Regions from separate parts of the Homo sapiens genome. Here region 2 is linked to region 1. Evidence: chromatin loops called from intact Hi-C (ENCODE). Cell type or tissue: heart left ventricle. All regions are shown on one strand. Each heading gives the region's core, and the rest is flanking DNA. Links, peaks and the distances in the headings are about the cores only. Region 1 overlaps LOC105374027 (a long non-coding RNA gene). Region 2 has its middle 270 kb from the start of CBLB.

Region 1 (16,137 bases), core at 6,590-11,589:
ATTGGCCTTCCTAGCTTCCACGATCAAGTGAGCTAATCTTTCATAATAAATCTCTTTCTGTATGTGTTCATATATTCTATTGGTTTTGTTTGGTCTCTAGAGAACCCTAATACAGCATGTATGTGTGTGTGTGTGTGTGTGTGTGTGTGTGTGTGTGTGTATGTATTAACTTCCCTCAGTCAGATTTTATCCTACCACATCTTTTCAGTGCAGAGTTGTTTCAGTGGTCCAAAATTTTATGAGATGTCGAATTTTTTTCTATGATCTGAAACTATAATATTCTAAAAAATTATTGATGATGACCAGTGGAAAACAAGAATAATTTTATGAATAAACAATTCTCACAAAATGAATATAAATCAATGACAAACATAAAAAGATTAGTTTCATAATCAAAAACTATGAAATTTATCAAAAAGTTACACTCTATTGAAATATGGTGAGATTAAAAATATATTTATAAGGAGTATTTTTCGATAACAGAAAAATTATGGTGTCATGTTGAATTTTTAAAAGATTCAAAATTATATATTTAATTTCATATATATATTATGTGTGAATCTGTGTGTGTGTGTGTGTGTGTGTGTGTGTGTATGCCTGGAAGTAATTACACTTGAGAGTAGGTTATTTTAATTTTACTTCTGTGTTTATTTTCTACAATTCTATTTCTTACAATGACAATGTGTTATTTTTATACTCAGAACAGTTTTTAAAATCAAAATCAGAAATTTACTATATATGTATAATTTCAAACATCCTTGCATCATCTTCAATTATTTTACCTTCCAGAAAATTACCAAAACCTTTTTCAACTTACACATGTTTCTAATCTGTATCCACTGTTTGGATAACATCATTTGAACAAGTTGTACTTGTGGGATTTGGCAAATAATCTATATTCATTATGTTTGCCCTGCTCCATTTTTATGAAGTTGACTTTTACCTTTTCAGGCAACAAATTGTAATTGTTCAGCATTTCTCCTACAGAAGATTGTTTTATTTGTTATTGGACTTCTCCATAACTTTTAATTCATTTTTACAGATTTGTAATCACAAATTAATATAGAATTACAGGCTTAGGCTCTCTAAAGCTTTATAAAATAATTGTTTCATTTATATATTCATTTGTTTACTTTTTCTCTCCAAGGTAGAATGAACTACTACCAATGTAATGTATTATTATCATTTCCATAAACATAAACTATCTTAATTTATTAAAACTGTACTTAATAAAATTAGAGAGGGTGGTATATATACTAGTATGTCAAATGCAATGGACTTGACAGTCAGGAATTCAGTTTCTAGCAAGAGCTGCATTAACTCAAATGAACAGGATCAGTAGATATCTAATTACTTACCTGTTAATGTGGTCCTATACAATGCACTCAAAGCAAAAGTTTTCCTAAGTGCTTCTAACTTCAAGGACATCTAGGAGACAAAGTAGAATTTTCCATAAATTATGTAGGTTACATAGCATGGCCCTATCAACTTGTAAAATGTTTAGAATTCATGAAATATATAAATGCTACTATATTAGACAGGTCATGGCCATGAGTGCTCACCACAGCCTCAGATTTATTCTGGTAAAAGCAATAGCAGATCATTCTTTACATACAGATACTATCATTATGATATCCACTGAATGGCGTTGAGGCGAGGGCCTAAGTTATAAATAGCTATTTGTATGTGCTGGCATAATTACTACCAAAATGATGATTAACAGATTAAAACATTTCTACTCTCATATCCTTAGAATTAGATACACACATGTACATGTACATGCACAAGTACAGGCATATGAATATCATAAAACTGAAAAATACCCAGGAAGAGGGTAGGTAGATGCTACGAGGCAGTAAAGCCACGATTAAGCAGAAGTAGCAAGATGGAAGGATAGTAGATCCAAACACAGAGTGAAGCAGAGGCAGAAAAAAAGCTAAGTGTCAAGAATGGTCCCATTATGTAGTGACTGCTGGGCTACTATAAATGTGTAAGAAGTACAGGTGTATGAGAAGTATCCCTGAGTAATCAATAAGCCAAATCTAATGACCAGAGACAACCTGATATAACAGCTGTTGCCTGCAATCAGGGCCCTACACTAATTTAATCCTTGAGTTATACTATTATTATGGATAATAAATGGTTAGAAAAAAAGCCACAAAATTTTCAATATATGGGTAAAGAAACATAAGAATATATGTGATTTCATTTTATTTGAAATAAACGTATTTACACTAAAATTCAACAAAAGTCTATTTTAATACTGATGTTTAGATATAAGATTATACTTATTTATAGAATTGGAGTTAAAAATTTGTGGCCCTGTGTGTTAGTCCATTCTAGCATTGCTGTAAAGAAATACCTGAGATAGGGTAATTTATAAAGAAAAGAGGTTTAATTGGCTTATAGTTCTGCAAGCCGTACAGGAAGCGTAGCAGCTTCTGCTTCTGGGGAAGCCTCGAGAAAGTTAAAATCATGGTGGAAGGTGAAGGGGAAGCAGGCACATGTAACATGGCTGGAACAGGAGGAAGACAGTGGGGAGATACTACACACTTTTAAACAACCAGATCTCACGATAACTCACTCACTCATAATCGTGAGAACAGCACTGAGGGGATGATAAGCTATTCATGAGAAACTGCTTCCAAGATCCAATCATGAATTCCACCAGGCCCCACCTCCAACACGAGATTACAATTGATCATGAGATTTGGGTGGGGCATAGATCCAAACAATATCACCCTACAAGGTGGATTTGGCACTTGATTAAATTCTTGAGTTTTTGTTTATTTCTATGATTTTCTTATTCTCCTTATAGCTGAATCAGATTCTAACTACACACACACACACACACACACACACACACACATAGCTTAACACTTTTTCTTTTATTTCTCTGCTTCCTTTTTCTTTACTTTTATGTCTTTGGTAGCTTTTTTTTTTTTACAAGTGAAACACTGAACATCAGAGAGGCACTAAGCAGAATGTAATGTTTCAGTATTAATTTTGAGGTGCATGAAGCAAGAAAATAATAGTATTGATATTGACTTATATTGAAAAGTTTAGAGTGCATTTTCACGGTACAAATGCACATATATGAAGTGAATTTAAGGTCTTAAAGCAGGGGATAACAGAAGATTCGACATAATAATGATCACTTTGCTTTTGAAATATGATACACACCAAAAAGGATGTAATGATGGCCTTTTTTAGTATCAGGACACTATTGATACTGTAGAAATAATTTTATTTTTCCTTTCTCTCTTCACAAATGTGAAAAACAGAATATCTCTGGCGTCAAATTAAGAAGTAAGATCTGGGAGAAAAAAAAAACAATGAACGTACTAGGAATAAAATTACCTAACACCTCATACTTTTTATTTCTTCCTTCCTTTATGCCTACTTATATAATTTTTTCCTGTTCTTCAGGAGAATCAGTGTTTTTTCTGCAAGAAAAATGAATGCAGACTGAGGATGACTGCTCTAACTGCAGCACTTTATTATGTTTTAATGAATAATAGCTTTTTTCTTCATGTAACAGAAATGAATTGATTACAGTGATAAAAATGCTTTGTAGGTGTTAATTTGTAAAATATTTTTGGTTGATCCCTGTGAAGTGTTGCTTTTAATGTTGACTCATAATCATATATAAAAGAAGTTAGTATTTATTCTTTTTTTTTTTTTGAGATGGAGTCTCACTCTGTCACCAAGGCTGGAGTTCAGTGGCACAATCTCAGCTGACTGCAACCTCTGCCTCCTGGGTTCAAACGATTCTCCTGCCTCAGTCTCCCGAGTAGCTGGGATTACAGGTGCCCACTACCACACCTGGCTAATTTTTTTTTTTAGTAGAAATGGGGTTTCACCATGTTGGCCAGGCTAGTCTCAAGCTTCTGACCTCAAGTGATCAGTCCACCTTGGCCTCCCAAAGTGCTGAGATTACAGGTGTGAGCCACCTTTCCTGGGTCTCTACATTTTAATACAATCATCTGTCAAGACTAATATTTAAAAGAAAGGAAAGAAGCTAATATTTATTGAATCCTTAATACATGCCAGATTTTTTTTCAACTGCTATCTCATTTAATTTGCTCTCTTGATGTGACAAATGTCCTCTTTTCCTCATTCTCCAAGTTCGCAAGCCAGAGGTTTAGTGGGTCCCACTTGTCTAGCTTGTGTCCACAGGAATATCCACAACCATACAATATCTTCCTATAAACAGAGAAAATAGAATGTATGGATAACTTTAAAAGAGGAGTTTTTCAGGTCTACTCTGTAAACTTACAATCACATAAAGAAAATTTAGAACTGAGGCTTCAATAATTGCATTGTTTGGAACACAGAAGAAACAGAAATTGGAATGTTTTTCATGTTTGCATAAGCCATTGGAGAACATTTAAAAGTTACCTAATTAGTAGATTGGAGTAATTAATCAGACCGCTAGACTTTTTTTTACCACTTTGATTACAATTTGTAAATTTTCTTAAATAATTGACTCAATATTCTAAACCGATATAATCATCTTTGCATTAAATTATTAAATTTATGCCAATCCACTTGGCATGTTCTCCATTGCCATCCACTCAAGTCACAGCTCATAAATTGATAGCATTTGTAAATATAAGAGAAACACGCTTGTCATAGACTTTATTCTGAATTAAAGTAAGTACTTATGTTTATGTCCTCAGACAAAAACAAGTTTCACATTTTGACATGAATATCAGAGAGTTGAGTCAATTTTTAATTTTTTTTCATTTAACCAATTTTGTTTGGACAAACTCTTGTGCCTTTAAAGAGTTAGTTTTCAGTTTTATTTATTTTTCATGTGCTTGCTTGTTATGCTTTTAAATAACTATTTATAGAACAACGAGGAATAATCTAATCAAAGCCAGAAGTTGAGCATTTGGATGCCTTTAATTCCCCTCTGTTTCCCAATTGAAACATGATGTTTTGAGACAGCAGCCAAAAAAAGGCACATGTTCTCTTAAGTAGCTGATTTGGAAACTGAGCTTACGAATTGACTGGGAATTAAAGAAAGGAAGACATATATACAGTTGATCCTTGAACAACATAGCGTTTGAATTGCAACAGTCCGCTTACACACAGATTTCTTTTCTTTTTTTTTTTTTTTTTTTTGAGACAGAGTCTCACTCTGTTGCCCAGGCTGGAGTGCAGTGGCGCAATCTCAGCTCACTGCAACCGCCGCCTCCCAGGCTCAAGCAGTTCACCTGCCTCAGCCTCCCAATTAGCTGGGACTACAGGTGCCCGCCGCCAAGCCCGGATAATTTTTTTGTATTTTAGTAGAGACGGGGTTTCACCTTGTTGCCCAGGCTGGTCGCGAACTCCTGAGCTCAAGCAATCGGCCCGCCTCAGCCTCCCAAAATGCTGGGATTACAGGCGTGAGCCACCGTGCCCGGCCAGATTTCTTAAAATAAATATAGTTGACTCTCCAAATTGATGAGTCCTGCGTTGGCAACAAAATGCAGATTGAAAATACAGTATTCTGGGAATGTGAAGCCTGTGGATAGAGAGGGCTGACTTTTCCTGTTCACAAGTTCCACAAGGACAAGTGCAGAACATCAACATGAGCAGATTTTAGTATCCTCGGACAGTCCTGGAACCAATCCCCCATGGACACCGACGTGTGGCTATGATCCTAGCAGATGAGTTTCTCATTTTCTTGCCTTCTCTATAGCTTTTTTTCCTAGTATCTGATTGAGATGAACAATCCTCTTAACAATTCATCAATATTGCCTGCTCTATAGTCAGGTGTGCACACTCATTGAATCTGCCACTTTGGAGTGCTCAGAGAACAAAGTTTTTAAAATAAGTAGTGTAGCATTCTTAGAGTTTGGTTCTTTCAACAACATTCAGTATTGGGCACTTTCCATGATGAGTTAGGTAGTATCAGAGACACAGGTTGCAATGGTGAGTAACAACAGAATGTCCCTCTTTCATAAATTTTACAACCTAACAGGAGTGACATACATAAAATAATCATACAAATAAATGTAAAATTTCAAATGCGGCAAGTGAAACAAAAAAGAAGTATGTGTGCTATGAAAGTCTGTACAGGGAATTTGACCTAGTCAGGAAGATCAAGGAAGGCTCCCATGAGAAAAAGAGCACTGTGTTGAAATTAAAGAAAGACAAATGTTAACCAGATAAAGAAAGAAGATAGATGCTGGCCACACTAAAGGAAAACATATCCTGTGGTGAGAGAGAGCAAGATAAAGAAAAGGGACTGAAAGGAAGAGCCAGGCAGCTTGAGAACAAAGATAGAGAAAGTGTGGTGAGAAATAAGACTAGAGGAGTCGGCAGAGCCAACATCATTTGGGCCTTGTAGGCTGTGAGTACACGTTTTGCCTTTATCCTAAGAGCAGTGGGAAGGTTTGTTTAATCAGACATACGCCATGATTAAATATGCTTTAAGATGTGACATGATTAAAAACGTTTTAAGAAAAGATCACTCTAGTAAAATCTTAAGCCTCAAGGAGACTAGAATAGGAAAAGGTATACCCGTGAATAGGCAATTATAGTTGAGCAAGGAATTGATTATGGCAGCTTAGACTGTGGGAGGTGGTGGTGGTGAAGACGAAGAAGATATGTTAAGAAGGTACTATTTGATGTAACTTGGTGGTGGGTTGGATAAGAAATCTGAGGAATGGGGGATTGTCAGGACTGTCCAGACTGACTCCTGATCTCCTGCTTTGTGTAACAGGATGGATGGTGATGCTAGTCACTGAGATAAGTGACACTGGGAGCGAACCAGGCGTTAACGGAGTTCACTTTGGGATACACTGAGTTTGAGGTGCCATAAAGAGACATTCAGGAGATTTCAATAGGCATCAGACATATGAATCTAGAGTTTAGAGGAGCAGTCTTTAATAGAAATATAAATGTGTATGTTCTCTGAATAAATATGTTCATTGAATCCATAGATATGAAGGAAACTAAAGAGTGAACAGAGGAGCAAGCATAGGCTCAGAAAGTAAACATACATTCAAATTAACTGCAGGATAAAGGAAATGTGGTGCTTACACACAATGGAGTACTATTCAGCCATAAACAAGAATGAGATCCATGTATTTGCAACAACACAGATGAAACTGGAGTTTATTATGTTAAGTGAAATAATCCAGGCACAAAGACAAACATCACATGGTTTCATTTATTTGTGGGATCTAAAAATCAAAACAATTGAACCTATGGAGATAGGGAGTAGAAAGATGGTTACCAATGACTGGGAAAGGTAGTGAAGGGGAGTTGGGGAGGGATAATGGGTACAAAAAATAGTTAGAATGAATGAATAAGGCCTAGTGTCTGATAGCACAACAAGGTGACTATAATCAATAAAACGTAATTGTACATTTTAAAATAACAGAGTATAATTGGATTGTTTGTTACACAAAGGATATGTGCTTGAGGGGATGGTTACTCCATTTTCCATAAGTTTATTATTTTACATTGCATGCCTGTATCAAAACATCTCATACACCCCATAAATATGTACACCTACTATGTACCCACAAAAATTAGAAATTAAAAAATAAAAAAAAAATTTACTGCAGAAGCCTAGAACTTAGGCAAGTCACCTCTTTTCTTTCTTTTCTTTCTTTCTTTCTTTCTTTCTTTCTTTCTCTTTCTTTCTTTCCTTCTTTCTTTCTTGCCTATTGAAATCTCCTGAATGTCTCTTTATGGCACCTCAAACTCAGTGTATCCCAAAGTGAACTCCATCATTTCTTATCATTTTTTTAACCTGTTTTTTATCTGAACATAAGCATAACAATATCTTTCTAAGGTTGTTGTTGGATTAATTCAGCTAAAATGTTAAGTAGCTTCCAGCATACCTTGCAAATAGATGCTTTAAAAGGGTCATAAAAATTATGATGCTGCTGTGGCTGCTGCTTTTACTGGTGATGGTGATGACAAGATAGTTATAAATTAAAGCAACAAGAACTTTGGTTAAATGCCAGTCCTTTGAATTCAAATTTTTCTGAAATCATTTTAAACTTTTCATTGATTTTCTTTTTAAGCAAAAGAAGCTGAAGATAATGTAACCTTTCCTTGATGACATGGGATCATCATTTGAACATCAGTTCTTTTTAATGGGCTCTCAGATTTTCAAAGATCATTCAGGAGTATAAGCCCTAACATTAATTAGAGTCAAATTCCTATGCTAATTGATAGGTTGTATATGGTGGGTATAGTATTCTATTATAACCATCTTCAAGATTTTGCTTTTAATATGCTTGAAATCATATAACCAAGTTTATTAGAATTGTGCCTAAAATAAATGTAGATAAAATGAAACTTAATGGGATCTAAATAAAGTATACAAATTTTATGATATTTATTGGAATAGATGATAATCGTAATGGCCTCCCTCCTGATTGATTGCAATCTTTCAGATGGTTGAGACTGCTGTCTTTCAGGTCAAGGAGATGGTGTGTATGTGAGTGTACCTGTGTATTAATTTACATATATGCATAGAATAATTTCTTCTTAGCCACAAATTGTCTTTACATGGAATTATATGTAGATATATATTAATATAGTATTTAATTTGCTTCACTAATAAATTTTTATATTCAGTAATAGAAATTTAGATCGACTATCTGCATGCATTACCTCAATTATACAATCATGAAACAATAGAGAAATCAACACACAACTGTCTATTAATATGCATAATTTCTTAGAAATGCAAAATAAATATACAAGCAGAGATGGAAAATATGAAGTGAGGAAGAGTATTCTATCCAATATTAAAAGTGATATTATGATATAATCCCATTAATGAAAATGAGATTAAAAATAAGGCTGGTAGATGTCAAAACCAGGAGTTCGAGACTAGACTTAGCAGTATGTTTTAAGGGTGCAGAAATAGAAGCAAGAAAAAATATTCACCAAAATGTCAATGGTAATTATTCCACAATGGTAGAATGTCAGATATTATATATTAGTTACAATGTCTTTACACTTTTTAAAATTATTTAAGGTGAACATGTATTATTTGTATCATCAGCAAAATTGAAAAATAAGGCAAAAAAATATTTAGAAAGCAGGGGAGAATCCTGAAAATGTCAGTGAGCCAGAAAGCCAGAATTGATATTTTGGAATAAATAACAAATACTCTTTGTTTCTAATTTATGATTTAAATAATATAATTCACATTTTGTGTATTTATTTTCATTATAATTTTTAAAGTAAAATATATATAAGGTTTCAAATGACCTAGTTTATAGGGAAAATGAAAATTAACACCCTATTGCTTCATTCTCTTATGACAAGAGGCAACTACTTTCAACTCTAGTCGTTGTTTCTACTGCTAGTTACTTCCAGCTATCTCACTAACAGGTTTCTACCATATTGCTTTATCATGTAGCATTCTATTAACTTCCTTCCCTGAGAAATGCTACTTTGGTTCACTCAAAGTATCCCATCTTCTTTATTCATAATATTTTTACTTCACCCACTTTTTTCCTTTTGTAAATTTACATAATAGATCTACGCCTTTATTCCTTGTTACATAAAGCTGACTCCTCACATTATAAAATGAACCTATAAGCACTATTACCTACCATTTCTTCTCTACTTCCCACATCCACTCCACACCCCAATTTCTTACTTTCACGACGCTGAGTTTGAAAAGACTTAAAATACTGTTGCATTTTCATATCCATTCTTCTTTGTATTCTGTCTGTAGACTGATTCTCAAAGACATAAATTAATGAAAAGTATCGAAATTATTGTAGCAGCATGTTAGTTATCTACTGCTCATAACAAATTACCGCAAACTTGGTGGCTTAAAATACCATACATTGTTAGCTCACAGTTTCTGTGAGTCAGGAGTCTGGGCACAGAGTAGCTGAATCCTCTGCTTCAGAGTCTCTCATCTGGCTGCAATCAAGACTTAGGTATGAGATGTATTCTTCTGTCAAGGCTCAGCTCAGGAAGAATCTGCTTTCAAGCTCATATGGTTGTTTGGTTGTTGGCAGAATTTGGTTCTTTGCAGGTTGTAGGACTGAGGGTCTCAGTTTCTTCCTAGGTATTGTCCAAAGCCTGCCTTAGGTTTGTCACCTCTCCAGAGAGCAGTTTGCATCACAGCAGCTTACTTCATCAAAGCCAGGATGGGATAGAGTCAGCTGACAAGACAGACATTACAATCTTATGTGATATAACCATGGAAATAGCATCCTGTTACTTTTGCCATTTTTTATTGGTTAGAAGCAAATCACAGTTCTTGCCTCAAGGGAAGGAGATGACACAAAACCATGAGTACTAGGAGACAAGAATAATTGTGAGCCATCTTGCTGTCTTTCCACCACCATCTATAGAATTATTTTGCTTTGCAATACCTACTAATATATTTTGATTATGCCTCTTTTCCTTTATAATCTTCCCCAAAGTTTCTAATTCTTTGCTTTTATTTTTTGCACTATCTTTATCATACATTCAATTTCTTTCCACCCCAAAAATTTTATATTTAATCAGATATTGCTCTGAGTTTTGTTTTCTGGAAATTTTCTTTTGTGGACTTCTTCCTCCCCCTCTTATTTGGACTAGTTGATCTGTAGGTTTGCTACACCATACTGGAGTGGTAGTCAATATTTTACAATGTTAGCATCATCTTTAATTTTGCTACAGCACCTTGTCAGTGAAATCACTTTTAGTCGTTAAGTTTTTCTTGGATGGCTACCATATGTCAGGCACTATCCTAGGCTCTGGGTACCCAATAGTAGAAAAAGAGCCAGTATAGGAAAAGAAAATATCCCTGTACTTGCGGAGTTTATATTCTAATGGAGGGAAACAGACATTATACAAAGTAAATGAGAAGACTATATACTTTACCCAATGTTCATAGAAATTCAGAAGAAAAATGAAGTAGAAGAAGGAAGGAAAGAGAGTGACTTCCTGGGCACAGGCTAGTGTTAGAAAGGTGGGGAGCTAAATTTTAAACAGGGTGGTCAGGGAAGAGCTTCCTGAAAAAAGAATATTTGAGCAAAGACATGAAGGAAGTGAGGGGGAGAGCCGTGTGTCTCTGGGAAAGAGCTCTCGAAGCAAAGTGAACCACAGTCCAGAGTTTCCTTACTCTGAGGAAACAGTGCTCTGTACCATGTCACACTGCCATCCCAGTCAGAACTGATTAGATCAGGAATTATTGCCAGAACCAAAGCGTCCAATGAGTTTTCTTGGCAGGGAAACTCTATAGAATAGAGATGTCCTATTGTGAGATGAGACCGGCCCACCCTGATCTGATTGATGTTCTCCAGTGGAGTCCCGTCATAGCACAAAGATAATTGAAGAGAGCCGGATACCTGCGAGGGACTCAGCAGAGGCCATGCCCCAACAGCAGTAATGATAAAGCAGAAGCCAAACAGTAGAAAGACACAAAGTTAAAGATAAACAGAAGAGAAGCAGAGGCATCAGAGACCTGAAACCAGAAAATGCTGAACTCCCAAGTTGCTGATGGCAGACAGGCTAGGGAAGAATGAACAGTTTCCTTATCTCCCCAACTTCTAATGGATCTATGTTTCCTCAGTTCTTGGTGGGTTTTGCCATAAAATCATGTTTCCTGTTATAAATGAGGAATGAGTGTCTATGCCTTATAAACAAAAAAAAAAAAAAAAAAATAGCAACAAAGCAACTATTTCTGCTTTTCTTAATTAGCTTGATGTCTTTACTTCTTTATTACTTTGTCTTTATTTCAACCTATAAAAACATAAAACAAAAGATAGTTTCGGAGTATTTACAGTTTCAGAAGCTTCTAACATCAACCTAAAACCTCCTAGTTGCTTTTTCCGTATTGAGAATATCTACAAATTTCGGTTTTGTTGTTGTTGTTACTCACCCCCACCAACACTGCCAAGGGATTTCTGGGGTACCTATATCAAAGGGAAATTTTAGTATCTTTCAGACTGATTTCTTAGGTCCTTGTCTACTTCTGTGCCTGTCCTTGTAATTGAGATTGTAGATGTAGGGGCTCTGTTTCCACTACACTATTAGCAAATGTATTTCCCACCCTCTTTTACATAATTACTGCCTTGAATCCATTAGAGCAACTGCAGGAGGTAATTTTGCACCCTTACCTTGGGCTGTTGTCACCATCCCCTCTCTCTCTTTCTTCACTAAAACCTCAAGGGGTTTTGATTGTAAATTTTGTATTCTATGAGACTAATATATTTATAATATCTTGCAATATAAGTTAGACTGGTGAGTGCATGACTGTTGCACTTTAAATAGCCCATCACTTAAAGACAGAAACAATTACCAATAGCAGGCTCTGAAGAGATGCTTTACATTCGTATATTTAAATGGCTCCCTGTTCCAGTGGAATAAATAAAATAAGGCATTATTTCTTTTCCTGTCTTGTTTTTCTACTAAATGTCTACCTTTCATGTTACAATAGTTGGGGAATATGTGCTTCTAAGAAAATGTGCTTAAGAGTGATAATTCAGGGAAAGCCTGCACATTAGTCATCGAAGTAGATTTTTAGTAATTCCCATTTTCCCCATGAAAATAACTGAGTAAAATTATGATAACAGAATGTAATGCATACCACAATTATTTTGCTAAGCTCAGCCTCTGAAGTGCAAAAAAGTGTTGTGACATGCTTGAAATCAGTGCTTAAGCAATTCTATATTTATTTTAGCATTTGATTTTTAAGTTTTGCTGCTACTACCTTAGTCTAAATAGCATAACATGGAAAAGCAAGTGCATTGAATTTTTGGAAAAGATAAAATGACTTCTCAATTTATGAACCCAACATCTGGAATTCTCCAGAGCACTTCCTCAAATCAATATTTTTCCATTTGTTGAATTTCAATTGTTTTAGATAATGTCTTTGACATCATATCAACTCATTAGGAGAGTATTATTGTTTCACAAGAGAGTAATTCTGTCAAAAGCAAAGCTAAGATCACAAGGGATCCAAACTCTATTTTCATGTAAATATATTTAATAAGGAGAAGAGGCAGAGGAAAAAGAGAATGGGAGATAAGTCAGTCTAAATGGAAGATGAGTGCTTCAGATTATTAGAGAGATTAACATATAATATATAAAGGTATCTGGGCTAGTTGTATCAATTGATTAGATCCTATATCAAGCATTGATGATTTGATATTTGCATGGGTCACTAAGTTTTGCACAATGGGGAGAAAAGTTTAACAGATACTTCTCTGTGGTCAACAAACCATTCTGAATGCATGAGGTGATGGGGCAAAAAATTGTTGATGGCCCCACACTGTCAGTCAATCCTAACCACTGGACATCAACCCTAGGTGCTGGTCTCATTTACAGTGGTCAGTAGTCTTTTGTGCCTATGAAAACACATGGTTAATATCGTTGGAAAGTCCAGATTTTGCTGATTACTTCACATAGCAGGCACTTAATAACGATGTGCTGAATAAAGGAATGTCTGATTTTATGGACTCACATGAAGCAGTCATTATGCAATTGCACAGATACTTGTCATGATAGAGAATCATGAAGGACAGAAGCAAAAATCAGGGGTGGAGGTAGAAGAAGACTGAGAAAGCTTTCTACAGTTTTTCCTGATTTCCCTTTTATTTGCTCTAGCCAAGCAATCTTGGCTAAGAGGGGAAATGAGCTGAGAGCATTTTGGACAGAAGGGGAAAGTGGAACAAAAGCACAGGGTACAAAGAGCTCTAAGATGCATAGCCCTGCATCAAAAAGGAAATACACTTTTCTCTCTGTTGTACCTCTTATATTGTCTTAATGACTTCAAGTTATTTTCAAGGAACCAGGAAATGCACAGAGATCCCTCACTCCCGCCACAACCAAGCCTACACCTTCAATGCATACCTACATTGTTACGACAGAATAAACTGTCACACATTTGTTGTGTACCTACATTTGTTGGGACAGAATAAACTGTAGAGTCAATTATCTCCTGAATAGTTTGCCAACCCTTGCTAATACTACTAGACACTTAGGATGAGGATGTCCTTTTAGATTTAATAGAGCTCATAAAATAATCACTCCACGTAAGTGAATTTAAGGTTTTAAAGAGAAATATCTCAGTAATTGGGCAAAATCTTATCAGTGCCTAGAGGGAATGGAACTTTGTTTAATTGTTTTATTGAAATAAGAACAGACACCCAACAAAGAAATAGTAAGAAACGAGAAATGCTGAATTGGAAAGGAGTTTGCTTGGTAGTTAGCAATGTAAATATACCTATTTTTTAAAGTGCAGAAAATAGCTGGTTGAAAGGAGAGAATAAAATTTCATCTTTTATAATGTTGATACTTAGAATTTATATAATATCTCTGATCTTTATCACCATATCTATAATCCAAAAAATTTCTGAAGGCGTTAGGAGGTGGTCAATGTTATTTTCAATTTGCAAAGTAATTATTTAGCAATAAAGATTATGTAAGGCCAGCACCAGCTGTGAAATAAAAAAAAAATGGAAACCAGAATTGCGTATTCAAATTTACTATGGAGTTTCCTATATACCCACTCCCTTTTAAACCAGCACCCACATAAAAAATTAGAATGGTGGTCTGTTAAGAATGACCATCTGGGTGACTGTTCTCCCTTTTTCACTAAATGCTATGGTCTGAATGTCTATGCTGTCCCAAAATTTATATGTTGAAAACAAATAATCAATGTGATGGTTTTAGGAGGTGGGGCCTTTGAGAGGCCATTATATCATGAAGGCAGAACACTCAGGAATGGGGTCAGTGCCGTTATAAAAGATGCCCTGGAGAGACCTTTTGTCCCTTCTACCAGGTGAGGATATAGTGAGAGGGTATCATCTGTGAACCATAAAGAGGGCCCTCATCAGACACTGAATCTGCCTATGCCTTGATCTTAAACTTCCAAGTCTCCAGAACTGAGAGAAATACATTTCTGTGATTTATAAGTTTCCCAATTATGGTATTTTTATAGCAGCCAAATTGGACTAAGATAGCAATTCTATAATGATATTGTGTAATGGAATAATAGAGCTAGTGAGAATATATGACATTTCCTTTTAATATAAAACTTTATACATGCCACCTGAGATCACCAGTTTTCCTTTTAGGAGGAAAAAATCTGGTTGAAGCAGAGGTTCTTAGACTTGTAGCATTTCCAATGTAATAGAGTAAATGGACAAATAAATTCTTAGAATATCCTTAGGCAAATGCCTGATATAGTCCTCTATCAGGACAACTTCATTTTTAGTATTTGATTTCTGAATATATATATTTTTAAATATTATAATTTATATCACATTATATGCATTTTAAAAGATAAAAAGGCATAGTCTCATTTTCAAAATTGCCTTACAAATTTATTATATACGTGTGTGTATATATACAAATGTACATGTCATTTATTATGCACATTATCTTATTTAATTATAATAACCTAGGGAATTAAGACTTTACATCAGATTTTCTTTTCTTTTTCAGATTGGAAAAGCATTGGAAAATTTGTCCAAAGTCACTCAACAGATTCATGATGGATCCTGGATTCACAGCCAGCTTTACTTGGCAATAAAATTCAAGTCCTGTTCACATCACAACACATTTTTACCGAAAGAAAAATATGATGTGTAGATGTTTGGAGGCATCCTATCTTAATGAGGCTTTTGTTAGAAAGAGTTTTCTTAAAATTACAGGGTTGGGGAAATAAAAAATGTTTGTTGCTCAGATTAACAAAAAAATGGTATATAGAAAATAAAGCTAAGAAAGGAAAGTGCAGACAACCAAGAGACTAGAATTTTCAATAAATGGCAAAATTGTGGTGTTCTGTGGTTACCTCTTGAAGATTTGGCCTGAATCATGCAACAATTGCCCCTTACCCTCAGTCCTCAAATTACAATAGTGAAAGAGGTTTCTATAGGTATTATATTTGAATCTGCTATATTTTGTTTATTACTTGCAAGGACATATAGGAGAGCAAAAGTTTTCCCTCTAATTTCTTAGGTTTAGTAACTGGAACTTGTGAATTAAACTGGCAAAATACAGATTAACAGGAGAAGAGTCATAGACATTTTATTTTAAATTTCATATGCAATGTAGTTCCAGAGAAAAGAAGTGAAAGCCTGAAGAAGCAATTAGACTTGAGGAGTTATATCTTTAACAAAGGGTGGTGAGTGTAGAGAAGTGACTAGATTTTTTTTAAGATGG
Region 2 (16,137 bases), core at 6,791-11,790, 58 kb after region 1:
GGCGATTATTAAAAAGTCAGGAAACAACAGATGCTGGAGAGGATATGGAGAAATAGGAATGCTTTTATACTCTGAGTGGGAGTGTAAATTAGTTCAACCATTGTGGAAGACAGTGCGATGATTCCTCAAGGATCTAGAACCAGAAATACCATTTGACCCAGCAATCCCATTACTGGGTACGTACCTAAAGGATTATAAATCACTCTACTATAAAGACACATACACACATATGTTTATTGCAGCAGTGTTCACAATAGCAAAGACTTGGAACCAACCCAAATGCCCATCAATGATAGACGGGATAAGGAAAATGTGGCACATATACACCATGGAACACTATGCAGCCATAAAAAAGGGTGAGTTCATGTCCTTTGCAGGGACATGGATGAAGGTGGAAACCATCATTCTCAGGAAACTAACACAGGAACAGAAAACCAAACACCGCATGTTCTTATTCATAAGTGGGAGGTGAAAAATGAGAACACATGGACACAGGGAGCGGAACAACACACACTAGGGTCTGTCGGGGATGGGAGATTAGGGGAGGGATAGCATTAAGAGAAATATCTAATGTAGGTGATGGGTTGATGGGTGCAGCAAACCACCATGGCATGTGTATACCTATGTAACAAACCTGCATGTTCTGCACATGTATCCCAGAACTTAAAGTATAATTTTAAAAAAATGTTGTCTACAAATTGGGTTCTACATTATTTTAGTACTTTTTCATATAGGAGTTACAGTGAAAATGTTGTGCATACAATTAGCAATCCTGATTATTTCATTCCAGCATACATGCATCCTCCTAATTTCATCTTTTTAAAATAAAGAAATAATAAAAATGAATAGTATTTTTAAAATCTTAAATGTAATCAAACCTTTAAGATCAAAGAAAATCTTCCTCCACTTCACCACTTCCAAAAAGATCAATGAGTTTCTCCACTACAAGAGGAGCAATGACTTTTTTTAAAAACAATTCTCTGCTTCATCTCTTCAAGTCTTTTTATTCTTCAAAATGGTTGAAAGGTAAAAGTTCTCATTGGAACTCATTGATCCAAATAAAACTTTGGCTTGAAATCTTTGAAAATTTTCAGAAAAATAAAAAGTTTTCCAGATACTGAGAACCAACCTTGTTCCTTCGGGAATTAACCATGATTACTTTACTTGGAGGGTTATTTCACAACTCAATAGATCCACTTCCAGCAAAATTGTCTTGGTGTTAAACCTCGTTTGTTTTCTTCTTCTTCTTTACATGACACCTACCATAGTGTTCTTTTATTTTGTGAAGCACCCTGCAGGGAATGGAAATGCTTTGCAATTTAAACACTATTTGAACAAATTCAACATGGAAACGAAAGCCTTTATACCAGATGTTACATTTAACTTCAGTCATTTTCCTGTGTCAATGGTGATGGTCAATTTCAGTATGGATATTTACATTTACTATAAATTTGATTCCAAGAAATCTCTAACATTGCAAGGGTTTTGTGAGAACACTTGCGTACATGGATTAGTAGTGTTCTACTGCTTCGTTTTATGTTTCAATGGGTATTTTTTCTGTTCTCTGTGTTTGGACAGCATTCTGAGATAGTCATCTAGTAACTAGACTCTGCTCTGCTGTGTTAGATTCTTTTGGTCTCTCCTCATAAATCACTCTCTCTAGACTCTAGAAGACTCTTGTTTTTCTTCTGAACTCATTCCAGATTTGCTTTTTTTAAAAAAATTTCTTCTTAATTTTAAATAATGAAGTGAGTAGCCCTAAATGTTGTATTTCAGAGTTTCATTGAAAAGGAATCTTGTATATTTTTGGCTGCTTGCCTGATTTTATATATATACATCCATACAAAGAAGAAGTAGTATATAATAGAGTGAAAAGAGCACAGGACACAAAATTAAAAACCTGGTTCCAGACCTAGCTGTTATACTGGTTTGCTATGTTGAGAAAATCACCTAATCACTCTGGTCTCTCCTGTCTTCATTTATTCACTCACTCATTCATTCAAGAAGCACATATAAGGTGCTTAGGGATGCAGCCATGTATAAGATAGGCTAGGTCTCTGCCCCATTTTAACTTATAGTCTAGTGAGGGTTGGCAAATTACAAACTAGTAAGAAAAACATTTAGAATGTTGAGATTTGATATTTGCTTTTAATGAGTGTCTTAGTTCATTTTGTATTGCTATCAAGAAATACCTGAGGTTGGGTAATTTATAGAGAAAAATGGTTTACTTGGCTCACAGTTCTGCAGGCTGTACAAGAAGCACGGCATTGGTATCTGCTCGGATTAATGTGAGGGCCTTTATGCTGCCACGTAAGGCAGAGAAGGTAGAAAGGGAAGTGAGCACATGTGAAGAGAAACCAAAGCCAAGGGGCGTCCTGGCTTTATAACAACCCACTCGGAGGGAGACTAATCCCTTTCCCTCAAGAAGCAACCCAGTCTCAAAAGAGCAAGAACTCATTCACTCCCATGAGAATGGCACCAAGCCATTTACAAGGGATCTGCCCCCATGATGCCAACACCTCTCACTAGGCCCCACCTCCCAATACCACCACTCTGGAGATCATTATTTCAACATAAGATTTGGTGGGGACAAGCAAACCATATCCAAACCATAGCAATGAGTAAACATGGTAATTTGTTAGAAGATGACAAGACTAAGAAAGGGGACTGCGTTTAAACAGATGAACACAAAAGCCATCTCTGAGAAAGCATTTTTTGTCCTGAAATCCAATGAGTAAGAAGGATCCAGATATGGGAAGAGTCAGAGAAAGAGCAGGAAGAACAGCCAAATAATTATACATTTAGTTGCTTTTACAGTTCCAGAATATAATTTCTATTACAACTACATCTCTGCCAAGGTCATAGTTTAAAAAAATTTTGTAAGCAAACTTGATTACACCTTACCTGTACACCTCTGTGGGAAAGGCATAGACCTTATCCATATACTTAGACTTTAGGAAATGAACTATGAAATGGCTAATGTTCACATTTCACCAAAGGGAACTACCTCACCATCATTGGCTAAGAAATATTAGATTCTCCAAAGCCATCATCATGCTTTCTTTGAGACATAGCTGTACTTTCACTTTTCAAACTTTTCAACTATTTTTTTCTGTTTATTATTTCCTACCTTTCCAAATTATGGGAAAACTTCATTAATTTTGACTTGTTGAGGGACAAATGTTTAAGGTTGAGAAAAAGGGCTGAAGTAATTATTAGAAATTAGAGGTCTGGATCCATGTTGACCACTAAATAGGATGAGAACTTGGACAGTTATAATTATCTGTGCCTCAGATTGGGACTCCTGAATGACTCTCTTTTCTACCCGCCTCTATAAAATCCCAGGCTCCTTTCCTTTTCTTGTCAAGCTGTTTCTCATGAATGAATGTTGTCTTTATTTCAATAACCTGAATAAAATCTTTTTTCTAGTTGTCCCGTGCATTTTGTCTTTCACAGTTTGATGCCAAGACTCAGAGGGGATTGGATCTCACCTTCGGATCCCCATTTACTCCACCCTGATAAGGAGGCCTCTCTGGTCCCTTGGTGCTCCATTCCTAACTGGCAGTCCGGGGACCCAATGGTGTGTCCTACATCTGGTCTTGTGCTCTGTAGTCTCGTCTGTTGGTTGTGTGGTAAGGATTTGATTTCATTTTTATTCAGCACTCACTTGATTTCTAATGCTGGCTTCTTTTTAAAAAAATAAAAATAAACCATTTGACCACTCATTTGGTGGTCTCCAATGAATGGTTTGTAGAGATTTTGTCTCTGCTGGGTGAAAGATGACAGAAAATCTGTTTTTTAAATCTCTGTGTATCTATTATGAGCTCAAATCAAGTAAGAATTCAGACCCACTAGAAAGAGAACAGCTTTTTTATATAAATTTTGTATTTCTGTTTATGATCAACTTATGAGTAAAATTTTAGAAGTGAAGTTACATCTGTGTGTATAAAGTATGTTTATATGTCTATAATTTATAAAGCCCTTTCCCTCTCACTGGGTGGAATATTTTCCTAATTCCACATGGTATTCATAAGTTAGATTGCAAACTCTTTTATATTAAAGGAATCCTTTTCTAATTGGCTTTGAAAGGAATAAGCACTTACATAAATTAAATAATCCTAAAATTCTCAGAAACTAAGAAAAGTGAACATCTTATAGTTTCAGTGTGCAAAAAAAAAGATATTATAGAAACTAGCCTTGAACTATTTTAACAATTCAAGTTAATATAATTCAAGTAAGTTTTCATCAAACAAAACTAGTTTTAAATTTTTGGTTTAGTGAAAAAAGCTTTCTCTGATTTTTCAGCACAAGTATAGTATACCTAATTTTATTTTACTTGAGTATATTCTTCCTAAACTTACATACATTTACTGAACAAATAAAGTAGCATTAGTGATCCTCCCACTTTGGCCTCCCAAAGTGCTGGGACTATAGGCTTGAGCCACTGCATCTGGCCTTGTTCTCCTGAATGTTTAAAACTACGAAGAGTATAAATTTGTGTTTTACCTAATTAAATCATTATTCTGAGAAAATTTTTTCATCATAAATTACGTTTTATCATAGAAAAGTTTGAATACAATCTCGAAGATCTTTGGGTAACTTGAAATCTTGACTCAATACAACCTTTCAAACTAATGTTTTCAATTTATCTCCCTTTTTCCTGACTTGGCCTCATTTAGAACTAAAATCTGAATGCACAGATTCTCATTGCCTTATATCCTGCTCATTTCCCCATAGTCTACAGAAGCCTTGAAATATTAACTTCAAAATATTATCATCACAGTAGACCACGCCTGGGCTGGATTTCTTCCTGGGCAAGTCTCTAACTAGAACGCAAAAAAAGTCAAGCCAAAAGGTTGGGTCATGTATGACCTTCTGCAAGAGATGTGGACAACATCACCAAGAATATTGACAGCCTAGCCCAAGAGCTACGAGAAACTCAAAGAACACTGCTTTACAACCAAAAGATTTTTACCCTCTGACTTCTTGGAATCCACTGGATTTGTTACCCTAAGTGGTTCAGCTCCTGGCTCGCTAATACAATGTTTTATATTAATATTTCTTTTTCATTTTAGATCTCTCTTTTTTTAGATGTCTAATCTTCAGGTATCTAAAACAACTCAACTTTGCCACCATCCCTCAATGGGTTGTTTAACTGGTTTTACAGGACACTGTCAAAAGAATCCCTGAAAGACTATATCTTAGGCCTTGCTTCATTCACCCCACTAAGGTTTATGACTACCTCTCAGTTGTTCAGTGATTAATGATGTTTATCTTTGAAACAGGGAGAATGAAAATGTTGAATGTCACCTGACTTTTGTACTCTTTGAAAGTAGTGATGGATAAGAAATTGCCTCATATTTTCATGTTCTGGGAAATCATAAGAGATTACTCTGCCCTTAAATGTAAGACCCATCTCCATGCATTCTCTGCAGTCCTATAAGAACTGAAGTTACCTCCCTTGTTTACTTGCCTCTATAAAACTCCAGTCCTTCTTCCTTTTCTTTTAGCTGTTCCTCATTAATGCACATTTTCCAGGCTGCAGTAGCCTGAATAAAATCATATCTTTAATTGTTCAGTGCATTTTGCCTTTCAAAAACTTCTCTAAATTCCATTTTTTTCACCTGTGCTTCTTAAATATCTGAAGATTCACAAATATATTGCAAAAGTTTGTGATTATTTAAGTTGGTAGTGGAGTTCCTTTTCAATACAATTTTTCAAACAAAAAATAATTATTTTCCCCTTTATAACTGAACAGATTTTTAGGACCTCAGAATGCACTTTGAGTATGCACAACAGGGAGTAGGAATCTGATTAACATGCTGTTCTCTCTCTCATGCTTGCATTCTCTCTCTCTCTCCGTCTCTCTCTCAGTATCTTTATCAGTCAGCTGAACACTGCTAGAACAATTTACACCCTAATGGATGATAGTTAAAGACCATAATCACAAGGAACACTTAATGTTGAACAATAAATGATTATTTTGCAAATTCACCTCAGGGATCTTCATTATATCTATAAATTATATCCTTCAGATAAAGACCATCACATGCCGTATAATAATTTCTGTAGTAATTTAAAAATATATATTAAAAAGATAAAAGATGGTACTGATCATAGCGCATTTGGAAATAAAGACTATCCATAACCACAATATATTTCATGTGGAAAAGTGAAAGTAAATAAAAGGCTGAAATCCTCTTTCATCTCCTCAGTTATCAACAGAGCACAGAAATTTTAAAGTTGAAGTTCTTTTAAGTGTAAGCTAAAAGAATTACAAACAGCAGCTCACAATGTCAGCTTTGTTCATTTTTAATACTGAAAATCTTTATTAAAGTATAATCTTTATTTTAATGTATATTTGGCCCTAATGTCAGATTTGATACAATGCCATCTTAAAGTTTATCATTAAGTCAAGCTTTTTCTCACATAATTACTTTGAAGTTAAATAGTTTCCTAACTATTATTAAAGTTCATGCTAAACCTTAAACACTATCTTTAATAATTCTAACCTAATATAAATATATTTTTTCTAAAAATCATATTTCATATCACTCAGGAATGATAAAATAGTATAAAAATCCATAACATGAAGCCTTTCAGAGTATGTACTGCAGTAAAAGATGTTTGAGGCAAACACATATAAACAGACTCAGATGATAAACACCGAAGGTCTTCTGTAGCCATAATTCTATGAAAATGTCATTATAAACATGTATAGCAAGTAATTTATTTAATTGTAACCTTTTTAAACAAACATAGAAATGAGTTGTGATAGCACGCATTATTCCATCTAGTTTCGCTGCTACAATTACATTAAAAAGGAAAAAATATGAAAGCTTAATATAGGGTGTTCTCTTAAGTAAATATTCCCTTAGCTTTTACACTCTTATTTTGCTGCCTTAGTACTTCCATTAATGAAGCAAGATTAATTTCAACTGAATCATAGCACTTTGATTGCAAATTCCTATTTAGGTAATTGTGAAAGAATGAGATTTTATGTTTGTTTCCATTTTGAAACCAAGAGATATAGTTCCTTTGCTTGCTTCAATTTGCGGGATATTACTATTAAATTTTTGGCACTCTTTCTTTTTTAGCTTTATTAAATTGTTGGCACGCTTTCTTTTTTAGCTTTATTTGTAGTAACTCAAACTACAATCTTATTTCCAAATCCCTCCTGTACCCAAGCGCAGTACTGAATTCTTTAATGTAGACCCTCCTTATTTCTTCTTCCCAATCCCTTTCTCTTTATTAGGTTTATCTTTGGGCATTGCGTAGCTTGCAGTATTTGGCCAGTTTCCTACACCTCCATGGAGTTTATGACTTATTTATGAAAACTGACCTCTCTAGAGTTTTTCACAGCATTTATTCCAATATCCTCTTTATATAACCACAGAAATCGGTAATTTGGCAAGTCACCAGGCATGATTAATTCTTTGTGTTTTCTGCAGTTTCTATGCACTGAATATTATTAATGTTTTGTTTCTCCAAAGGTTTAAAAACCACATATATTGATGCCCAGTCAGTACTAGAAAGAGGGTCTATGAGAAAGATTTGAAAATACCACACCCCCGTTTCTTTCTTTTCTTTTCTTTTCTTTTTTTTTTTTTTTAATGAGACAGAGTCTCACCCTGTCACTCAGGCTGGAGGGCAGTGGTGAAATATTGGCTCACTGCAACTCCGCCTCCTGGGTTCAAGGTTCAAGTGATTCTTGTGTCTCAGCCTCCAGAATAGCTGGGACTACAGGCGCTTGCCACCATGCCTGGCTGATTTTTTTTTGTATTTTTAATAGAGACAGGGTTTCACCCTGTGAAACACCCTGTGAAACACCCTGTGTTGGCCAGGCTGGTCTTGAACTCCTGGCCTCAAGTGATCCACCCCCTGGGCCTCCCAAAGTGCTGGGATTACAGGTGTGAGCCACCACACCTGGCCTCACATCCCCATTTCTTGTCTTGCACTGGGAGATAAACTCCTCAGCCCTAAGTCTTTTTCATATGCTTGTTGTTGGCCTCATGTATGTCTTCTTTTGAAAAGTGTCTGTTTATGTCTTGAGCCCACTTTTTAATGGGGATGTTTGTTTTTTTTCTTGTAAATTTGTTTAAGTTCTTGAAAAATGCTGGATATTAGACTTTCATTACATGTGTAGTTTGCAATTTTCTTTCCATTCTGTAGGTTGTCTGTTCACTCTGTTAATAGATTCTTTTGCTGTGCAGAAGTTCTTAAGTTTAATTAGATCCCATTTGTCAATTTCTGCTTTTGCTGCAATTGATTTTGGAGTCTTTGTCATGAAATCTTTGCCCATTCCTAGGTCCAGAATGGTATTGCCTAGGTTGTCCTCCAGGGTTTTTATAGTTTTGGGTTTTACGTTTAAGTCTTTAATTGATCTTGAGTTAATTTTTGTATATGGCAAAGGATGGGGTCCAGTTTCAATCTTCTGCGTATGGCTAGCTGGTTATCCTAGCACCATTTATTGAACAGGGAGTTCTTTTTCCATTGCTTGTTTTTGTCAGCTTTGTAGAAAATCAGATAGTTGTAGGTGTGTGGCCTTATTTCTGGGTTTTCTATTCTGTTCCTTGGGTCTATTTGTCTGTTTTGTATCAGTACCATGCTGTTTTGGTGACTGTAGCTCTGTAGTATAGTGTGAAGTTGGTTAGTGTGATGTCTCCAGCTGTGTTTTTTGTGTTTTTTGTTTGTTTGTTTGTTTGGCTTAGGATTGACTTGGCTATTTGGGCCTTCTGTTGGTTTCATACGAATTTTAAACTAGTTTTCTCTAGTTCTGTGATGAATGTCATTGGTAGTTTAATAGGAATAGCATTGAATCTGTAAATTATTTTGGGCTGTATAGCTATTTAACAATTCTTTCTACCCGTGAGCATGGAATGTTTTTCCATTTGTTTGTGCCTTTTTCTTGTCTGGCTGTCTTATTTCAGAATGAGAGTCTTCAAACTCTGAGATTCTTTCCTCTGCTTGGTCTCTTCTGCTATTAATATTTGTGATTGTATTATAAAATTCTTGTAGTGTGTTTTTCAGCTCTATCAGGTTACATTCTTTTCTATACTGGCTATTTCGTCTGTCTGCTCTTGCATCGCTTTATCACTATTCTTAGCTTCCATAGGTTCAGTTTCAACATACTTCCTTAGCTCAATGATCTTTGTTTCTATCCACGTTCCAAATTCTATTTCTGTCATTTCAGCCATCTCAGCCTGGTTCACAACCCATGCTGGAGAGTTGACGCAGTTGTTTAGAGGAAAGACACCTCTCTGGCTTTTTGAGTTGTCAGGGTTCTTTCGCTGGTCTTTCTCATCTTTGTATCCTATGTTCCTTCAATCTTTGAGGTTGCTGATCTTTGGATGCTTTTTTTTTTCTCTTATCCTGTTTGATGACCTTGAAGGCTTATAAGGTGGATTCAGCCAACTGGCTTTTTTCCTGGAAGATTTTAGGGGGCCAGCGCTCAGCTCCCAACTCTTGGACTGTGTGCTGTAACTCTGGGGGACTTGTATGGGGCCCCAACTTTGTTCTCTGGCTCCTCGAAGTTAGGAATCCACTGAGTTTGGGAGGCTGAGGTGCTCCCAGATTGCTGGTCACTACATTCCAATGGGTGGTGTCAGCCAAAGTGTTTACTAGTGTAGTGACTGCAGAGTCCGTCCTCGTTCACATGTGCCAGCAGCAGCAGTAGTTTCTGCTGCAGCAGGGTGCCAGTGGGTGCCGGGGTGCCTGCCTCCCTGACAGTATTCACGTAGTGGTGGAGGCAGTGCAGCTGGGAAAGTGTGGCGGACACCTGCTGGCAACAGTTTGCGAGTTGGGCTGGTTGTGGTCTTGGCTCGGGGCAGGTCACTGACTGGCTCAGGTCTGTGTGCCGTGTGCCCCACAAGCAGGAGTGATCGCTGAGGGCCGGGGAGGATCTGCTCTGCTCCGAGCCTAGTTTTACTCCTGTGGCAGTGTTAGCGCAAGGCTGGGGCACAGGTGGGGACCGGGCTGGCTGGTTTTTTGCCCGCCAAGGCTCTGACTGCAGTGGCAGTAAGCAGCGGGCGGATGAGTGGACTACACTCCTGCCTGCTGGCCAGGCAAGAAAGCAAAGCCCACCCACACAGACGTGTGCCAAAAATGCAATGCGGGAAGTTGCTGTGGGCCCAGGGGAGGCTGCAGTGTGCGGAGGGAGCCTGAGGGGCAGGTGCGTAGCCATGGGGGCCGCCCTGCTGGAGCCCTCCGCTGATCTGGCAAAGATCGCCAGCGGAGAGGCTATGAGGTGGCAGCCACGGCACCCCAGACTTCCCCTGCAAGCAGTCGCGGCCAGGCTAGGGCCCTGAGAGAGGCCAGTTGCCCAAGAGGTGTTCAGTTCGGATTGCCCCCTCTGAGGGGAAAGACGGCCCTGCAGAGTTCAGGTCTGACAGTTTCTCCAGGGCTAAAGTCTCCTATGGGAGCCAGTCAAGCCTAGGGGTATGACCTCCCTGGCCATGCTCTGCTACAGGCGCTCTCACCCTAAACCCTCTGGGCTCCACATCAGCTGGCTTGCTGCTCCTACCACTTCTATAAGCAGCTCTCTCTCTTAACTCCAGTGTCCATGGTGGTTGAGGGGTCTCCTCTTGCCAGGGTTCCAGAGGCCCACGGTGAGAGCGAGTTGCTCTTTGCCAGTTCAACTCACTCGTTCCTCCAGAGTCGTTGGGGGCCAGAACAAGTCCTGGTGCACATTAGCCCCAAGTAGAGTTCCCAGCTTTCTCCCACTTCAGCCAAGCTTCTGTGTCTTCCCTCCGTTCACTCTCGGTGCCTTCTTCTGAAGATCTGTTAGGAGTGCGCCAGTCATCTTGGATCTTGGCCCCTTGGTGGCAGCTGTCCCACCTGGCTACATCTAGTCAGCCATCTTGCCCTCCCTCCAGTCTTTTAAAATAGGAACTCAAGACTGAACATTTTCATCTATTTCAGGCAAACAAATCTGTAAATTAGTAGGAGTATAATTGTATACATTATGACTTGAGAAAGATTTCGTAATAAATTGCCTGTTTAAGAAGATAATATATGAAAAAGCCTGAGGGTCAATTTTTTCCCCCTCTTTTCCCTTTCTGAACAATAACTAGGTAATTCTATTATTGGCCAAGAACAATGCCTACATGCTCTACCTGTCTAACCCTTATCCAAATCATGAAATGGCTTTGTTCTTCCCTCAACTACCACTCCACAGTGAAGTTAATAAAATATGTCAAGATTTCAATGAATTACCGTTTATTGAGTAGCCACTAAGTGCTAAGCAAGGTATATGTGTAAAGATCACCTTCAGGGTTGTAGCTGATTGAATCCTTGCTCTTAAGGAGACCTATTGAAGACATGGGTTAGTAAACCAATTAAAAAAGAAGTGATTCCAGCATTTCACTATTCTGATTAGACAATATTTTCCTAGAACACTCCTAGAAACATAATAAATTTATTCTTCTTCAAGGTTAAATATTTTTCAAACTACCTTTACATTTTTAGTCTCTACTGACATACTTTGTGTTCCATTAGTGAGTCCAGAAGAAATGTTTGAAATGTAATTTTCTCACTGGGGCCACTTACTTCCAAATTTATTGTTACATCTTATCACGTCCTCCAAAATAGAACCAGCTTACTGGCAGACATCACCAGTGAAATTCACCATTTCTTGCCAATAATCATTGAAATTCTTTGAACATATGATTTCTCCAAAGTAATATCTTTTTGGCCGTAGTGTTCAAGTCACTTTGAAAATGTCTGTTTTTCGAGTTTTAGCATATTGATGTTATGTCTAAATAAGGTGACAAAAGTTAATTGATTTGCCCAGGGCCACACCGTGAGCTTAGGTAGGAACTAAGATTAGAAACCTAGTTTCTTAACTCCCAGTTTAAGGTAGGGTATACAAAAAAGAAAAAAGAAGAAGAAGAAGAAATCACACATAAATATAGTTTAGGAGTGGTGCATGACTTACAGAGCTATCTCAATCACTCCAGGACACAACTCTAGGAAAGCTCACCAATGCAATTGCTTTCTGTTTTTCACTTTAGCACCTCACAGTAGAAATTCTCACAGCTACTTCTTATCTGTAAAGCCTCAGACTTTGTTCTTTCCAAGAAAGTAGTGCCATATTGAAAAAAAATCTAAAAGGGAAATATACCGTTTGTACATACAGAATATTCTGGAATAAAAACCCTTCTGCTATAAACTCACAATAATTATTTCAATAGTGCCTTTGTTAAGAAAAGTCCAAACGTGGGTGGAGTGATTTGAATAATAGAACCTCAAGATTATTTTGGGTTCCAGTTGAATCTGGAGGTCTCACACTTCTCCAAACAGATCCAATCAATGCTTCAATGGAGCCATAAAATTAATATACTTTCTTTGAGTCTTTCAGGTGAGGATACCCCATGGCATAATCCACTTTCTCAGACTTACCCTTTATGTTCTCTTCCTCTGCATAATCTTAAACCACAAGCCTACAGATAAAACAAATTTGAACAATGTATGCAGGTGAGGGAGTAGCTGACTTCTATCATTTCTTCCTTTTAGAAAAAATCCTGGCAATCTAGGGAATCCATTCTGGTTAATCTGGCTCCAGTGTGTTTAGAAAGTGCTAGGTTTAAGGATCTAACTTTTAGGAACTTGATAAAATTGGTTCTTAATTTTAATATCTTTAAAATGAGGATATTGAGTTAATAAATTCTGAAGTCTATTTGAACTCTAAATTCCAAATTTTTACATACCTCTGGAATAGCATCTAGAATCACAGAATATTTGAGGTGGTAGGGGGTTTGGAGAATATCTGGCCCAATAGTTTTCAAACTGTGATCTAAAGAAATCCCTCACAGGGCAGAGTAATTTTTTGAAGAAGTGAAATTTTAAGTAAACTGGTTTCTACATCTTCCAACCTATGGAATCTTCCCAATATGGAACTCTTGATTTCATCAGTTTTATAGAATATGCTTCCTTACCTTAAAATATAAAGGCTTGAAAGAATTAATCTAATCAAACATCTTACTTACAGATGAGAAAATTAAATCCCAGAAAATCAAGGTAGCTCGCCTAAGATCCCACAGCTACATGATGGCAGAACATGAACATTAGATCAAAATTGACAACGCTTGTTTTTCTTAGCATTTTGTTTAAAGCAATTTTAATCTTATTGGGTCAGCTCACTGAACTCACAGCTAGTGTTTCTTCCCACTGTGTCATTGTCTAGTGCTGGAAAATCCCAGAAAGCAAAGGACTAGAAAGAAGTCTGTAAATTTCTGAGTGTGAGCTCATAACTCAGACAGATGAAATGAAAGATTTATTATTCTAAATTCTAAAAATTCATCCCAACAAAATTTCTCAACAACTCGTTTCAGTTAAAGATATTTTTAACAAGTAATTAACAAATACCACCAGAGTGGTTTAGAGCTCATTTATCTCCTACTACAAATGTGAACTTTAAAGAAAAAATGTTAGGAAACTAAAAACCAAACTACATTGAGTTGATTATTCTTTTCCTTCCATCATAGGAGGTCTTGTGAAGATTGTACCTGACTTTGAGAATGACGAATATTGTACCCAAAATATTTTATCACATGTCTAAGGGTCAAGAAAAAAAGTAAAGTTCAAGTTTGGTGTTTTGTTTGTGAGTGGAAAATACATATAATGGACTTCCTCAACAAAAAAAAATCCCCTGTAATTTAACATTTTAAAAAAGACTTAACCATTATTTCTACTTAATTCAGGAAGATTCTTAAATTTTGTTTCAGAATATTCACATACATGTGCACACAGCAGTCTTTGAAATCTCTTAAAGCCTTGGGCAGATGAAACTAATATTTTACACAAATATCGATTGCCTTTACTGCTCTTTTTTTATATATTTTTTTTTTACCATTTAAAAATTTTTAAACAAATAGTAAGACATCTGGAGCACTTGTGCTTTTATTAGAGTTCTCACAGTGTACCAGAAAATGTCTGAAGGCTCATAAAATGTATTTAGAAAATATGTCAATATTTTAAGAACAGATATTTTTTGGCCACGCTGTAAATGTATTTTTTATGTTGGAAAGTAATTATAAAATCATTTGAATTCACAAAAATTGGTTTCTCACAGAAAATATTTTAAAACTTTTAAAAAAATGTATGCTTATGATATCCAGTGTTGCCAAATAAGCTTTTATTCTTGGGCTTAGCTTTGGCAAATTCTCTTGATAGGACTCTTGTTCCCTAGACGACTAGCTAATGAAAAAACAGAGAGAGAGAGAGAGAGAGAGAGAGAGAGAGAGAGAGAGGTTTACATGAGACAGAAGAGGACAGCTTGGGAAATAAACTTCCTTTTCTCACTTATTCAGCAGTTATTCCTCCGGGATGGAAGCATCTGGCCTAAATGATTAAAGCTGCTGCTACCTGCCCAGAGGCAGTTTATAATCCAATTTCTAGTCTAAATTCAAGAATTTCACCACTGTGGATAAGCATACACTATCCCAGTGTGAAGAATCAGTTTCCTTGAGAAAAGACTTCGCTCTGAAGTTTTATAACATCCCAGTGCTTGCCTTAGGAGTTTAAAGAAAGTCTCTGTGCACTCTGGGGGCCTGTGAGCTAGCATGGAATTGTTATGTCTTACAGTCCTTGCACTGTGCTGAGTCGGCTGAACCAGCAGTCTAAGAAAATATGTCGCTGTAAATCCAATGGATGTATTCCTTAAAAGTCAAATGCACTATGCAGCTGCACCCTTACATGCACTAAATATGTACAAAGTGATGCCCCTTGGCTTGGTATCAAGTGTTGGGTTGCAAGTGGATAAACTTGTCGAGACAAACTGCAAAAAATATCTTTGTGAGATGGTAACCCACTGCAGCAGGCTCAGTGCAGGAGAAAATGTGCCTGAAGAAGGCAGATCTGGCTGTAGGAGGCACTTCCTGAGAATTCCTGCTATATCTGATGAGAATGGGAGGGGGTGGGGAAGCTTTCCAAGAAACCATGAGTAATTTTCTTAACATTTTAAGCAGATGAATATTTAAAGAAGAAAAAAAAGTCTAATGTAGGTCAGACTGACAAATGAGAAAGACGATGGACTGACATTTCCTGGAAATCTAGTCAATTAGAAAAATAAAAATAGTTATCAGTCTCTCACTTATATAAGAATTACCATCATAATTTAATAGAAAATTTTAAGCAATAAGTTTTATTTCAAGTATTTGTTTAAAAGTATCCTTAAAGAAAGGAATTGCTCTGTTTATATCTGAATGTTAAACATGACCTTTACATTTTTTTTTTCTCACACACAATTCTTCCTGAGTCATCAAAGTCTAGGAAATAATTGAAAGACATTTCTCTTTCTGGAATTTTTTAATGCTTTTCTTCTGGTTCTTGTGTAACTTTAAGGGTTTGAATTAAAATTTCAGAATTGGCTTCAATTCTCTTGTTAAAGAAGAATGTATCTCTGATTTGGGAGGAAAAAAAATATCTACTTAAAATAAAACAAAAATGTCCTGGGCAATTGAATCACATGTGTTCCTATTATGTCAATCTTAATCCCTCCCACTGTATGGGCTCATCAAATTCTCAACTTTTCCAGAAAATATCCTGAAAAAATATTGCTATTAAGAAGAAAGAGAAAGTAAAATAAATATGCTCAAAATTCCTCAGAAAATCTTCCACCATCTTAGCCATCCTTACTTCTTCTAAAAAATATTTCCTGTTTGACGTTTTTTCCCAGGTTTCTCATTACTCAAGGGGCACGAGCACTCTTTTTTGGGTGTTTCTCTTCATACTTCCATTAGAATATTTACCATATTCTAGGGCAATCCACTCTGTAGTATCACTGAACTGTTTTAGATGATGTATGTTAGAATAGAGAAAAATGAATACAACTTCACTTTCTGTCATGTGGCTTATGAAATTGCAAGAAATTAAAACCAAGGACAGATAATACAGACCTGCCAGGTAAAAAGTTAAATAGATTTAAACATAAATCCAGTTACAGAAACAAAATTACAGTTTGGCAAATAGAGTGAAATAATCTCCCTTAACCTCTTCACCAACCTAACCAGTTAACTATAATACTTTGTATGAATATAATTCTGCATTTTTGCACATGCATATTTTCTAAAGCTATAATCATTTTGTGTGCATATTTGAAGTATTTAATTTTAATTTATTCCATTGGAAAAAAGATGT

Evidence for each region. Peaks named below come from ENCODE experiments on the same cell type or tissue, not always from the same donor. Only the 100,000 strongest peaks of a DNase experiment are listed, where the experiment ranks them.
Region 2: it touches region 1 in a loop (2.0-fold over the local background); 5 of 110 quality-filtered maps call a loop at or near these places.

What each region holds. Positions count from the first base shown.
Region 1 is chr3:106,187,805-106,203,941 of GRCh38, reverse strand. It overlaps LOC105374027 (a long non-coding RNA gene), which reads right to left. Exons shown (of 3, transcript XR_924311.3): 3 at 7,081-10,142. It overlaps LOC107986110 (a long non-coding RNA gene), which reads left to right and starts at 12,674. Exons shown (of 2, transcript XR_001740838.3): 1 at 12,674-14,752; 2 at 15,418-16,137. In heart left ventricle, for the core only: no CTCF peak of the experiment used is centred there; no DNase peak of the experiment used is centred there.
Region 2 is chr3:106,129,733-106,145,869 of GRCh38, reverse strand. No RefSeq gene overlaps it. Among named protein-coding and RNA genes, the nearest start is that of CBLB, 270 kb to the right of the region's middle. In heart left ventricle, for the core only: no CTCF peak of the experiment used is centred there; a DNase peak (open chromatin) is centred at 9,829.